2 separate regions of the Homo sapiens genome follow, and region 1 is linked to region 2. Evidence: read pairs that join two places in POLR2A ChIA-PET (ENCODE). Cell type or tissue: GM12878. All regions are shown on one strand. Each heading gives the region's core, and the rest is flanking DNA. Links, peaks and the distances in the headings are about the cores only.

Region 1 (6,815 bases), core at 1,333-5,332, 300 kb before region 2:
GGGTTTAGTGGCATGATCTCCACTCACTGCAACCTCTGCCTCCTGGGTTCAAGCAGTTCTTGTGCCTCAGCCTCTTGAGTAGCTGGGAGGACAGGCATGTCCCACCACTCCCAGCTGGGAGGACAGGCATGTCCCACCACTCCCAGCTGTTTTTTTTTTTTTTTTTTTTTTAGTAGAGAAGGGGTTTCCCCCATTATCCTTTCTCCTTCCCTAGCAATAATTACTTTGCTTAATTTACTTTTTTCATTCTTGTGCGTTCCTTTATATTTCATATATTAAATATCCATCAACATTATATAGGGGTCTTTAAACATTATGTAACAAGATACATATTGAATGTATTACACTGCAGCTTGCCTTTTCATTTCAGTGTTGTTTTTAGGTTTATCTGTGTTGATAAGTGTTGCTGTAGTTCATTCATGTTTTAAACATTGTATAGTATTTCATGATGATTAAACCACAATTTATTTATTCTCCTGTTGATAGACAATTAGGATGTTTTCAGTTTTTTGCTGTGACAAATACTCCCGTTATGGGCATTATTTTGTCTCCTTTTTACATAGATACAAAAGTTTCCCTACGGTATATACCAAGAAATGGAATTTCTGAGTTTTTAGGGTATGGACATTCTCAGCTTTACTAGATTTTGCCTAGTTCATCTCCAAAACTGTGGTACTAATATACTTTCCCACCAGCAGTATATAAGAGGGCCTGTTTCTCCACATCTTTGTTAAAACTATATATTGTCAAATTTTTAAATTTTGCCAATCTGGGCCAGACACTGGGGCTCACATCTGTAATCCTGTAATCCTAGCATTTTGGAAAGCAGAGGCAAGAGGATCGCTTGAGGCCAAGAGTTTGGGACCAGCCTGGGCAACAGAGCAAGACCCCGACTCTACAAAAAAAAATTTAAAAAATTAGCCAGGAATGATGGTGCACACATGTAGTCCTAGCTACTCAGGAGGCTGAGGTAGAAGGATTGCCTGAGCCCAGGAGTCCAAGGGTATAGTGAGCTTTGATTACACGAGTACACTCTAGCCTGGGTGACAGAACAAGATCTTGTGTTAAGAAGAAAAAACAAAAAACAAAAAAAACTTGCCAATCTGATGTGTGTGAAATGGTAGTTCATCAGTTAAATTTGCATTTTCCTTGATTTTTAAGTATCTTATTTTATATTTGTTCTATTGGTCATTTAAGTTTTCTTTTTGGCAAATTTCCTATGCATATTCTTATTTTTTCTGTTGGATTGTCTTTTTCTTATTCATTTAAGTTTGTTGTGGTGCCTTTCATTGAGCAAAAACTTTAAATTTTAATGTAGCAAAAGATATATTTTTCTTTATAATTTGTATGTTTTATGACTTGTTTAAGAAATTCTTCCTTAATGTCTCAACATATTCAATTTAATAATGTATCAGAAACTGTACTTACAGATTATCAAGTAGGGAACAAACAATAAAATAGAAAATGGACAAAGGATATGAAAAGACAGATCATAACAGAAAATCTAGCTGGTCAATATACATGAAGTTAGAGTGATAAAATATCTTGAAGAGATGCAAAGACTGGGAATACATGCTTAACAATAAATTGCTACAGCATTTAGGGAAAACAGTCTAGTAACGTGTTAAAGCTTTACCTCACCTAGGAATTTATCTCATAGAAATACAAGTACCAGTAAGTGTGTATACAGTGTGTTCAGTACAGTACTGCTTTTTTTGTAGTCACAGAGGACTGGAGACAGAGACGATGAATGCCCTTCTCTGAAGGATGTTTTAATAAGTCCACACCACAGAATATTATGCAGTCATTAACAGAAAAAAAATCAATGAAAGCTAAGATGCACAAAAGCATGTGTAGTATTTGATTTTCATAAGTCAAACTAACAGATCTTTAGAAATGTGTGTGTAAATATGTGTAAATGGAGACCATATACAAAAACTTACTATGTTAATATATGTTATAGAGAAAGGATGGAGCAGAGAGTAAAAGGAGGATCCAAAAAAAAATAAAAAGGAGTAAATACATTCTTAAAAAGTGTTGGCCAAGCACATCGGCTCACTCCTGTAATCCCAGCATTTTGGGAGGCCAAGGCAGGCAGATTGCTTAAACCCAAGAGTTTGAGACCAGCCTAAGCAACATGGCAAAATCCCATTCCTACAAAAAAAAAAAATAATAACAAAAATTAGCCAGGCGTGGTGGCACACACCTGCAGTCCCAACTATTTGGGAAGCTAAGGTAAGAGGATTGCTTGAGCCCGGGAGGTTGAGGCTGCAGTGAGCTGTTATCAACACCATTGCATTCCAGCCTGGGCAACAGAGTGAAACCCTGTTACAAAAAAAAAAAAAGAAAAAAAAAGATGTTGATAGATTTGAATAGACATTTCTCTGGAGCAGATACACAAGCAGTTAAGATACCACCTCACACCTATTAGGATGGCTTCTGTCAAAAAAATAAATAAATATATAAATAAAAATGGATAGGCATGCACCTATAGTCTCAGCTACTCTGGAGGCTGAGGCAGGAGGATTGCTTGAGCCCAGGAGTTCAAGGCTGTAGTATGTGATCATGGTACCTGTGAATAGCCTCTGGGCAACATAGCAAGACTCCGTCTCTAAGGGAAAAAAAGTGTTGGCAAGGATATGGAGAAATTAAAACCTTTGTGCACTACTGGTAGGAAGGTAAAATGGTATAGCCACTGTGGGAAACAGTCCAGCAATTCCTCAAAACATTAAAAATAGAATTACCATGTGATCCAGCAATTTTGCTTCTAGGTATATATGCAAAATAATTGAAAACAGGTTTCAAAGAGATATTTTACACCCCCGTTCAAGCATCATAATTCACAATAGCCAAAAGGTAGCAGCAACCCAAGTGTCTGCTAATGAAGGAATGGAGAAACAAAATGTGGTATATACATGCAATGGTACATTACTCAGTCTTAAAAAGGAAGGAAGTTCTGATACATGCTACAACATGAATGGATCTTGAGAACATTATGCTAAGTGAAATAAGCCGGTAACAAAAAGATAAATAGCATATGATTCTACTTATATGACCTACCTAGCATTGTCATATCCATAGAAACAGAAAGAGACAGATGGTGGTTGCTAGGTGCTAGGGGAAGAAAGTAGCAGGGACTTGCTCTTTATTAGGTATTATGGCGAGTTTCACTTTTGCAAGATACAGAATTCTGGGGACTAGTTTCACAACAGTATGAATGTACTTAACAATACTGAACTGTACACGTAAAAATGGCTAAGATGAAAGTTTTATATGTATTTTACCTTTTTTTTTTTTTTGAGACGGAGTTTTGCTCTTGTTGCTCAGGTTGGAGTGCAATGGCGCGATCTCAGCTCACCGCAACCTTCACCTCCCAGGTTGAAGCGATTCTCCTGCCTCAGCCTCCTAAGTAGCTGGGATTACAGGCATGCTCCACCACGCTCGGCTAATTTTTGTATTTTTAGTAGAGACGGGGTTTCACCATGTTGGTGAGGCTGGTCTCGAACTCCTGACCTCAGGTGATCCGCCTGCCTCAGCCTTCCAAAGTGCTGGGATTACAGGTGTGAGCTACCGTGCCCAGCCATGATTTAAAAAAAAAAAAAAAAGTTGATAACATGGGCTGGGCGCGGTGGCTCACGCCTGTAATCCCAGCACTTTGGGAGGCCGAGGTGGGGGGATCACGAGATCAAGAGATCGAGACCATCCTGGCCAACATGGTGAAACCCTGTTTCTACTAAAAATACAAAAATTAGCCAAACGTGGTGGCGCATGCCTGTAGTCCCAGCTACTCGGGAAGCTGAGGCAGGAGAATTGCTTGAAACTGGGAGGCAGAGGTTACAGTGAGCAGAGATTGTGCTACTGCACTCCAGCCTGGTGACAGAGCTAGACTCCATCTCAAAAAAAAAAAAAAAGTTGATAACATCACATCTATGCAATAAATTATTTAAATAAGTACATAATTATATTGAGAAATTAAAGACATAAAGCAAGCTAAAACATTTAAATCATTTATTATTGGTACAGCAGATTTTCAAATATAGGACTAAAGATTCAGATTACTGGTCAGGCGCAGTGGCTCACACCTGTAATCCCAGTGCTTTGGGAGACTGAGGCAGGTGGATCACTTGAGGTCAGGAGTTCAAGACCAGCCTGGCTAACATAGTGAAACCCTGTCTCTACTAAAAATACAACAGTTAGCCAGGCGTCGTGGCGCATGTCTGTAGTCCCAGCTCCTTGGGAGGCTGAGGGCAGAAGAATCACTTGGACCCAAGAGGTGGAGGTTGCGGTGAGCCGAGATTGCTCCACTGCACTCCAGCCTGGGTGACAGAGCGAGACTCCACCTCAAAAAAAGAAAAAAAAAAAAAAAAGATTCAGATTACTCATAAACTAGCTGAACCTTCGTATTTTTTTGTATGAATCCTAAGATTTCCTCTAGAAAATTAGGATCTGAATCAAGTAAGGCAAGGAGAATGGTGTTTTTCTTACATCCATGAAAAAGTCTCCTATGATGATGATAGTGTGGTTATATTAAGTAAAAATAATAACTTTGTTCTGCCAATAGAATAGCTTTTTAAGTTAATTTTTAAATCTTGCCATTTCTTTTTAAGAGAAATACCAGTAGACAGACAAAGCCACTCAAAGTTCAAGTTATGCATTCGTCTATTGTCGCACATCAGAATTTTGGTTTGAAACTTTTGTCTTGGCTGGGAAGTATTATTGGATATTCAGGTAGGTTCATAAAAGTTCATGCCAATTGTCTATTAAAAATGAGCTCAATATGCTGTTGCAAAACTGTTTTGGGAAAACTATCAACTGGAATAATTTCCTGCTTTAATTTTACATTTTAAAATACCATTTCAAAATATCTTTATGCATAGAAGAAAACCTATGTTTAACAAATTTGGTCATACTGGATATTTTTTATATGCACACAAAGGATTCTCTATTCAAATAAATTCAGGAAACATTGGTTTAAACAATTGTAAAGGACATTAATATGCTAATGCAATGCAATGTACATTTCACAAACAATTTTTTTTTAAACTTTTTTTAGTGGAGCATTTTGCAGAACTCTTCTACTGAGTAAGCTGGAAAAATGCTGCTGTAAATAAAAACCTAAGTGATTAGCTGTTTAAACGATAAAACACTAATGTTGATTTATGTGATTTGACTCCAACAACTTTGGTTACCAATAATTTGCAACACTGAAAATTTGTAAATTGGAAGTTACCAATTTGCGTTTTTAAAAAATTTTTGGCCAGGTGCCATGGCTCATGCCTGTAATCCTAGCACTTTGGGAGGCCAAGGTGGGTGGATAACCTGAGGTCAGGAGTTCAAGACCAGCCTGACCAACATGGCAAAACCTCATCTCTACTAAAAATACAAAAATTAGCCAGGCGTGGTGGCATGTTCCTGTAATCCCAGCTACTCAGGAGGCTGAGGCAGGAGAATCACTTGAACCCAGGAAGCAGAGGTTGCAGTGAGCCAACATCACGCCACTTTGCTCCAGCCTGGGCAAAAGAGTGAAACTCTGTTTCAAAAAAAAAAAAATTCCAGAGTCTAGAAATTCGGTCATTTTTCTCTTTATGTAATGGTAAGAATTAAGAATCCTCACATCTGCAACCAAAAATACAAGCCTGGTGTGTAACACTAAAGGGTAAAACAGGGATAGATATAAGCTGTTATGCTATTCTTCAGGCAACACTGTGGATAAGTGACATTCAGATGTTTACTGTAAAGAAAAATTTGAATACATTTGTATTGAAGGGCTTTTAGAAAAGAGCATTACTACACAGAACTGAGAGTTGAAAATATGAAGGTGTGGAAGATTAAGAGAACGCGTTTACTTTAAAAGATAATTTAAAAGTTATCTTTCCAGGCTGACACGGTGGCCCACTCCTCTAGTCATAACACTCTGGGAGGCTGTGGTGGGACGATCCCTCGAGCCCAGGAGTTCATAGACCAGCCTGGGTAATATAGGGAGACCCCATCTCTATCTAAAATTTTTTTTAAAAGAAAATAAATATCTTTACAGTTATTTTTCTTAGTCCTATGTTCTTTATTTTGGTGTTTTCCATTGGATACCTGCATGCCAAGTGTTGTGCTACAGTATTACTGAAGAGTATAATGGAAGTAATGTCCTGCTGAAAATTTTCTTTGAGATATTAATCATTAATAATTTATATATTGCTATTTAATACTTACATAGGTCTTTAGCCTTTTAAAGGATTTCTGTTTGACAGCTTTTATAATTGAAAGTTATTCCATTTTTTTTTTAATTTTGCATGCTTGAAAAAGATGAAAACAGTGATTTAAATTATGAAGTATGGGGCCAGGTGCAGTGGCTCATGCTGGTAATCCCAGCACTTTGAGAGGCTAAGGCAAGTGGGTCACTTGAGCCCAAGAGTTCAAGACCAGCCTGGCCAACATGGTGTGAAACCCCGTCTGTACTAAAAATACAAAAATTAGCCAGGCGTGGTGGTGCATGCCTGTAATCCCAGGTACTTGGGAGGCTGAGGCACAGGAATTGCGTGAACCCAGGAGGCAGAGGTTGCAGTGAGCCAAGATCACATCACCGCACTGCAGCCTGGGTGACAGAGTAAGACTCTGTCTCCAAAAAAAAAAAAAAAAAAAAAAAAAAAACTATATATATATACACACACACACACACACACACACACACGCGCGCACATATATATACACACACACGTACATATATATGTATGCATGTACATATATGTGCGTATATGGGTATGTATATATGTGTATATGTGTATGTGTGTATGTATGTGTGTATATATGTGTGTATGTGTGTA
Region 2 (6,815 bases), core at 1,091-5,090:
GGTGGGGGGATGGAAGCCTTGGTTTGTCCAAACTCGTTGCCGTGGATCCTTATCCAGGATTTGGGATTTACTGTGTTGGCCTGAGCACCTGGGAGGAGAATTAATAGTTGGCTAGATTGGCTAATTAAAGTCTGGATTAAGTAGTAGCCTACAGTTAATAAGCATGAAATGCCAGAACTTCCCTGGCATTCTGTAGAAGAAGGAATCAGAAGTCCCCGGGAGACGGGAATGCTGGACTGGATCTATGATGCGCACCTTCTTAGCCACTGCTGCCACATATTTTAGGAGGGTCTGGAAAACACTCCCTTTATGAAAGCATTAAGAAATGCGTTCGTGAGGGCCACCAGCATCCTTGACTTGCTCTGATGACTGTCCTGTCTTGACTAGAGAGCTAGTGGGGTGTGCTGGATGGATCAGTGGAACTGGATTCCCTGATCTCAATGAGAATAATAGCATCTTGGTGGTACAAAGGCCAAATGGTGATGCTTACTTAACAAAGGCAAGGTGGATATAATAGCCCACAACAAGGCAAAGGGACTAAATCATCACCAGGTGGACAAGATGACAGTCCTGTGGACGATGGTCAGCTGCTTTCCCAGCTGCCCCCAGGGCTTGTGCAAAGATATAAAGTGGCCATGGTGACAGGGATGGAAGCTATGTCTGGGCTCAGTAACAGAGTCTTCTCCTCTCTGAGGCTGATCTGGCTGTGGCCAGTGCTGAGCGTCGACCTCCTCACAGCCTAGTGCTGAGTCCCTGATTGGGCATCATTCTCACCTCATTGTAGATTGGTTTGACTGGGTCCTCCCATCACGAAGGGGCTGTATTTTATCTTCATGAGGATAGGCACATATTTCATGTATGAATTTGCTGTCTCTACCTACAGTGCTTCCATCAGCACCACCACTCATGGACTTACTGAATGCCATATCCATCAGCATGGCATTCAACATAATATAGCCTCCAACCAGGGCAATACATGTTACAGCCAAGGAAATGTACAAATGAGCTCACACTCAATGAATTCACTGGCCTTACCATGTACCCCATGGACCAGAAGCAGCTGGCTGGATAGAATGGTAGATTGGCCTCTATTAGAGCACAGCTGGGACACTACCTCTGGCAGGGTAGGGTGCTACCCTACAGGATGCAGGGTGTTTTGTTTTTTGTTTTTGAGATGGAGTCTTGCTCTGTCGCCCAGGCTGGAGTGCAGTGGCGCTATCTCAGCTCAATGTGACCTCCGCCTCCCGGATTCAAGCGATTCTCCTGCCTCAGCCTCCCGAGTAGCTGGGACTACAGGCACCCCGCCACCACGCCCAGCTAATTATTTATATATTTTTTTTGTATTTTTAGTAGAGACAGGGTTTCACCATATTGGCCAGGCTGGTCTCGAACTCCTGACTTTGTGATCTGCCCACCTCGGCCTCCCAAAGTGCTGGGATTACAGGTGTGAGCCACCATGACCGGCCGATGCAGTATATTTTTTAAATCAAAACCACAGTCATATATACCACCAAGAGGGAGGGGTGGCAGAGGCCTCCTCACTATTACATCTAACGTCTATAACCACTAGAAGAATTTTTTTGTAGAGAGAGGTCTTGCTATGTTGCCCAAGCTGGTCTGGAAGTCTTGAGTTCAACCAATCCTTCACCTCCCACCTTTTTTTTTTTTTTTTTGAGACGGAGTCTCTCTCTGTCGCCCAGGCTGGAGTGCAGTGGCGCGATCTCGGCTCACTGCAAGCTTCGCCTCCCGGGTTCACGCCATTCTCCTGCCTCAGCCTCCTGAGTAGCTGGGACTACAGGCGCCCGCCACCGTGCCCAGCTAATTTTTTTTGGATTTTTAGTAGAGACAGGGTTTCACCATGGTCCCGATCTCCTGACCTTGTGATCCGCCCGCCTCGGCCTCCCAAAGTGCTGGGATTACAGGTGTGAGCCACCGCACCCGCCTCACCTCCCACCTTAACCTCCCAAAGTCCAAAGTGCTGGGATTACAGGCATTAGCCACTGCGTCAAGCCTCAAGTATAAATTTTTTGGGGGGGGACAGAGTCTCGTTCTGTCGCCCAGGCTGGAGTGCAGTGGTGTGAGCTCGGCTTACTGCAACCTCCGCCTCGTGGGGTCAAGCGATTCTCCTGCCTCAGCCTCCTGAGTAGCTGGGTAGGTGTGTGCCACCACGCCCGGCTAATTTTTTATATTTTTAGTAGAAATGGCGTTTCACCGTTTTAGCCAGGATGGTCTCGATCTCCTGACCTTGTGATCAGCCCACCTCCCAAAGTGCTAGGATTACAGACGTAAGCCACCGCGCCCGGCCCCCAAGTATAAACTTCTAAAGCACTTGTTCTGATTCCCACCCACTCTACAAGAAAGAGCCCCTCCCCCAGGACCCCGCCCTCTAACTCTGCACTTATGCTTGGGTGTGTGGGCGTGTGTGTGTGTGTGTGTGTGTGCGTGCGTGTAGTGTGTTGCTTAGGCACAGTATCTGTTAACACTCCAGGTCCCCTACCTGTCTCTTCCCTCTTGACTGCTGAGAGCATCTCTTTTTGTCTGATTATCCCCAGCCCCAATTCCTGGCATAAAGCAGAGACCAATAGGTCGGGCCTGGTGCCTAACACCTGTAATCCCAGCACTTTGGGAGGTCGAGGTGGGCGGATCACGTGGTCAGGAGTTCGAGACCAGCCTGACCAACATGGTGAAACCCTGTCTCTACTAAAAATACAAAAATTAGCCGGGTGTGGTGGTGGGCGCCTGTAATCCCAGCTACTCAGGAGCCTGAGGCAGGAGAATCGCTTGAACCCGGGAGGTGGAGGTTGCAGTGAGCCGAGATTGTGCCACTGCACTCCAGCCTGGGTGACAGACCGAGACTCTGTCTCAAAAAAAAAAAAAAAAAAAAAAAAAAGGCAGAGACCAATAAATGGTTCTGAATGAAAGAATGAATGAACATTTTAGGCTTGTATACTATTTCATCGTGCATATCCACCATATTTTATTTAGCTATTTCCTTATCATTGAACATTTAGGTGATTTTTTTTGTTATAAATAACACTGTAGCTTTTCATTTGATAAATTAAATAGGTGTGCCCCTGTCAGCATTCCTGAAGGGGACTTTTTTTTTTTTTTTTTTTTTTTTTGAGACAGAGTTTCGCTCTTGTTGCCCAGGCTGGAGTGCAATGCGTGATCTCGGCTCACTGCAACCTCCACCTCCTGGGTTCAAGCGATTCTCCTGCCTCAGCCTCCCAAGTAGCTGGGACTACTGGCGCGTGCCACCACACTCGGCTAATTTTGTATTTTTAGTAGAGACGGGGTTTCTCCATGTTGGCCAGGCTGGTCTCGAACTCCTAACCTCAGGTGATCCGCCCGCCTTGGCCTCCCAAAGTGCTGGGATTACAGGCGTAAGCCACCACGCCCGGCCTACTTTTTCTTAATTTTATTTTTCACATCCTACGTGGCTCGTCTCAGCTTTCCATGGGCCCTCGGTTTTCCACCGGTACATAAGAAAAAATGGAGGGGAGGTATCAATTAGCGTGAGCACCTGCCATGCCCCAGGCACGCAGATGGGCGCCCCTATTTCATTTCTCTGCCCCGGCAGCCTTGTGAATGAGCTTTGGAAGAGACAGCCCTGTAAACACATCCCTCTGCTGAACTGCCGCCTCCAGCTGGCTCCACCACTGGCCTGCTAGGGTATCTTCGCCGTTTCAACTTAGTTTTTCTGGGCCCGTTTCCTTAGCCGGTAACACCTGGTGGGATGGTTGTGAGGATTAAATTAGATATCTGGGAACGAGTCCTGGCCAGCGAATGATAGGTTCGCCCAAGTCCAGTTAAAAGGCCGTCCGCCCAGGGCAAGGCGTCTTCAGGGCCAGCAAGACTATGGGGTCCGAGGGAGACTCGGGGATCTCAGCAAGAGGAGACCAATGTGAGGAGCAGGCAAGGAACGCTTCCAGGCTGCGGTGGCCAGGGACGCCTGAGCCCCGCGGGAGCCGGAGCGGACAGGCGGAAGGGTCAGCTACTGCAGATAGAGGCGGCTGGCTCGGGGGCGGGGGTGGAGGGGGTCTTCCTCCTTCCGGTTCTTGGGAAGATCCTGCAATCTGAAAGAGGCAGGAGAGCTCTTTCCCCATCTGTAATGTGGTAACCGAGCCCGAGCCAGCTCCTCCCTGGGCTGGAGGGTGGGAGAGTCGTTAGGGACACCTGCCCCGCTCCCTCCCCCTCCCGGGGGGGAACCCACCGCGACGGCGCGCACCTGGGCGCGGGCTGTGCCTGGGAACGCGCGGGGACCGCGGCCTCCAGGCAGCCCTGGGAAAGCAAGGGCCGGGAGCGCAGCCCTGGAGGCAGAGTGTTCCCTCAGGACCGTCAGGAGAGCGCCATCCACAGGATTATTAAAATAGCCATCCAGACGGAAATCGAGTGAGGCTGGCACCAGACTAAAGAAGTTTCAAGGCCAGGCGCGGTGCCTCACGCCTGTAATCCCAGCACTTTGGGAGGCCGAGGCGGGCGGATCACCTGAGGTCGGGGGTTCAAGACCAGCCTGACCAACATGGAGAAACCCCATCTCTACTAAAAATACGAAATTAGCTGGGCATGGTGGCGGTGACTGTAATCCCAGCTACTTGGGAGGCTGAGGCAGGAGAATCTCTTGAACCCGGGAGGCGGAGGTTGTGGTGAGCCAAGATCGTGCCATTGCACTCTAGCCTGGGCAACAAGAGCGAAACTCCGTCTCAAAAAAAAAAAAAAAAAAAAAAGAAAGAAAGAAGGAAAGTCTCAAAGAGATATCTGTGTTCATAATGGATATCATTATGAACTCCTGGCCTCAAGCAGTCCTCCCTCCTCGGCCTCCCAAAGTGCTGGGATTACAGGCATCATCAAGTAAACTCTTTAAATGATATTTGGTGCTTCAGCCTCTTCCTTTGAGGTCAATACCACTTTAGCTATCATTAAGTCATGTTCGTGATAGCTAAAATGTGGAAGCAGCCCAGTGTCCACCCACAGATTAATGGATAAGCAGAATGTGCTCTATACATACAATGAGATATTATTCAGCTTTAAAAAGGAAGAAAATTCTGACACGTGGTTCAACATGGATGAAACTTGACATGTGCTAAATGAAATGAACCGGTCACAAAAAACAAATACTGTATGATTCTACTTGAATGAGGTAGTCAAATTCATTTATAGAAAGTAGAATGTTGGTGGCCAGGCACGGTGGCTCACGCCTGTAATCCCAGCACTTTGGGAGACCGAGGTGGGCAGATCACTTGAGGTCAGAGTTTGAGACCAGCCTGGCCAACATGGTGAAACCCTGTCTCTACTAAAAATACAAAAATTAGCCGGGCATGGTGGCAGTTGCCTATAATCCCTGCTACTTGGGAGGCTGAGGCACAAGAATCACTTGAACCTGGGAGGTGGAGGTTGCAGTGAGCCGAGATCACACCACTGCACTCCAGCCTGGGCGACAGAGTGAGACTCCATCTCAAAAAAAAAAAAAAAAAGAAAGAAAGAAAGAGTAGAATGGGAATGGTGGTTGCCACGGTACAGAGTTTCATTTTTGCAAGATAAATTCTAGAGATGGATGATGGTGATGGTTGCACAGCAGTATGAATGGCCACTGAAATGTATGCTTACAAATGGTTAGGATGGCCAGGTATGGAAGCATGCCCCTGTAGTCCCAGCTACTCTGTAGTCTGAGGCCATGAGTTTGACAATCACATCTGTGAATAGACACTGCACTCCAGTCCAGGTAAAATAACAGGATCTTGTCTCTTTTTTTTTTTTCTTTTTGAGCCAGAGTCTCGCTCTTTCACCCCGGCTGGAGTGCAATGGCACCATCTCGGCTCACTGCAACCTCTGCCTCACGGGTTCAAGTGATTCTCCTGCCTCAGCCTCCTGAGTAGCTGGGATTACAGGCACGCACCACCATGCCTGGCTAATTTTTGTATTTTTTAGTACAGACGGGGTTTCACCATGTTAGTCAGGCTGATCTTGAACCCCTGACCTCGTGATCCACCCCCCGCCCCTCGGCCTCCCAAAGTGCTGGGATTACAGGCGTGAACCACCGCGCCCAGCTAGAAAAAAATAATTTTTTAATAGTTGAACAACAAACCACAAAAAAATTACAGAGGCCTTTAGACAATAATTTTAAGGAAATAAATGTAAATTTGGGGGACTGGGTGTGGTGGCTCAAGTCTGATCCCAGCACATTGGGAGGTCAAGGCAGGCAGATCATTTGAGCTCAGGAGTTCTAGACCAACCTGGGCAACATGGTAAAATCCCATCTCTACAAAAATACAAAAAATTAGCCAGGTGGTGGCGCACGCCTGTGGTCTTAGCTACTGGAGAGGTTAATTTGGGGGTGAGGCAGGAGGATCGCTTGAGCCAGGGAGGTGGAGGTTGCAGTGAGCCTTGACTGTACCACTGCACTCCAGTCTGGGTGACAGAGCAAGACCCTGTCTCAAAAACAAAAAAAGTAGCCGGGCGCGGTGGCTCACCCTTGTAATCCCAGCACTTTAGGAGGCCAAGGTGGGCGGATTGAGAGGTCAAGAGATCGAGACCATCCTGGCCAACATGGTGAAACCCCATCTCTACTAAAAATACAAAAATCAGCTGGGCATGGTAGCGCACGCCTGTAGTCCCAGCTACTCTGGAGGCTGAGGCAGGAGAATCGCTTGAACCCGGGAGGCAGAAGTCTCAGTGAGCCGAGATCACACCACTGCACTACAGCTTGGTGACGGAGAGAGATTCCATCTCCAAAAAAAAAAAAAAAAGCAAATTTGGAAAAGCTTTTATGAACAAAGATGGCCATTGTCCCAAACTGGAAACCCAAATGTCTAACA

The links. ChIA-PET counts read pairs that join two places held together with the same protein. Peaks named below come from ENCODE experiments on the same cell type or tissue, not always from the same donor. Only the 100,000 strongest peaks of a DNase experiment are listed, where the experiment ranks them.
Region 1: POLR2A ChIA-PET joins it to region 2 with 5 read pairs; 2 of 35 experiments call an interaction of 5 or more read pairs at or near these places.

Annotation. Positions count from the first base shown.
Region 1 is chr6:42,607,564-42,614,378 of GRCh38, forward strand. UBR2 (ubiquitin protein ligase E3 component n-recognin 2) reads left to right here. Exons shown (of 47, transcript NM_001363705.2): 8 at 4,608-4,728. Among named protein-coding and RNA genes, the nearest start is that of UBR2, 47 kb to the left of the region's middle. In GM12878, for the core only: no CTCF peak of the experiment used is centred there; a DNase peak (open chromatin) is centred at 3,115.
Region 2 is chr6:42,907,619-42,914,433 of GRCh38, forward strand. No RefSeq gene overlaps it. Among named protein-coding and RNA genes, the nearest start is that of PTCRA, 5.0 kb to the right of the region's middle. In GM12878, for the core only: no CTCF peak of the experiment used is centred there; no DNase peak of the experiment used is centred there.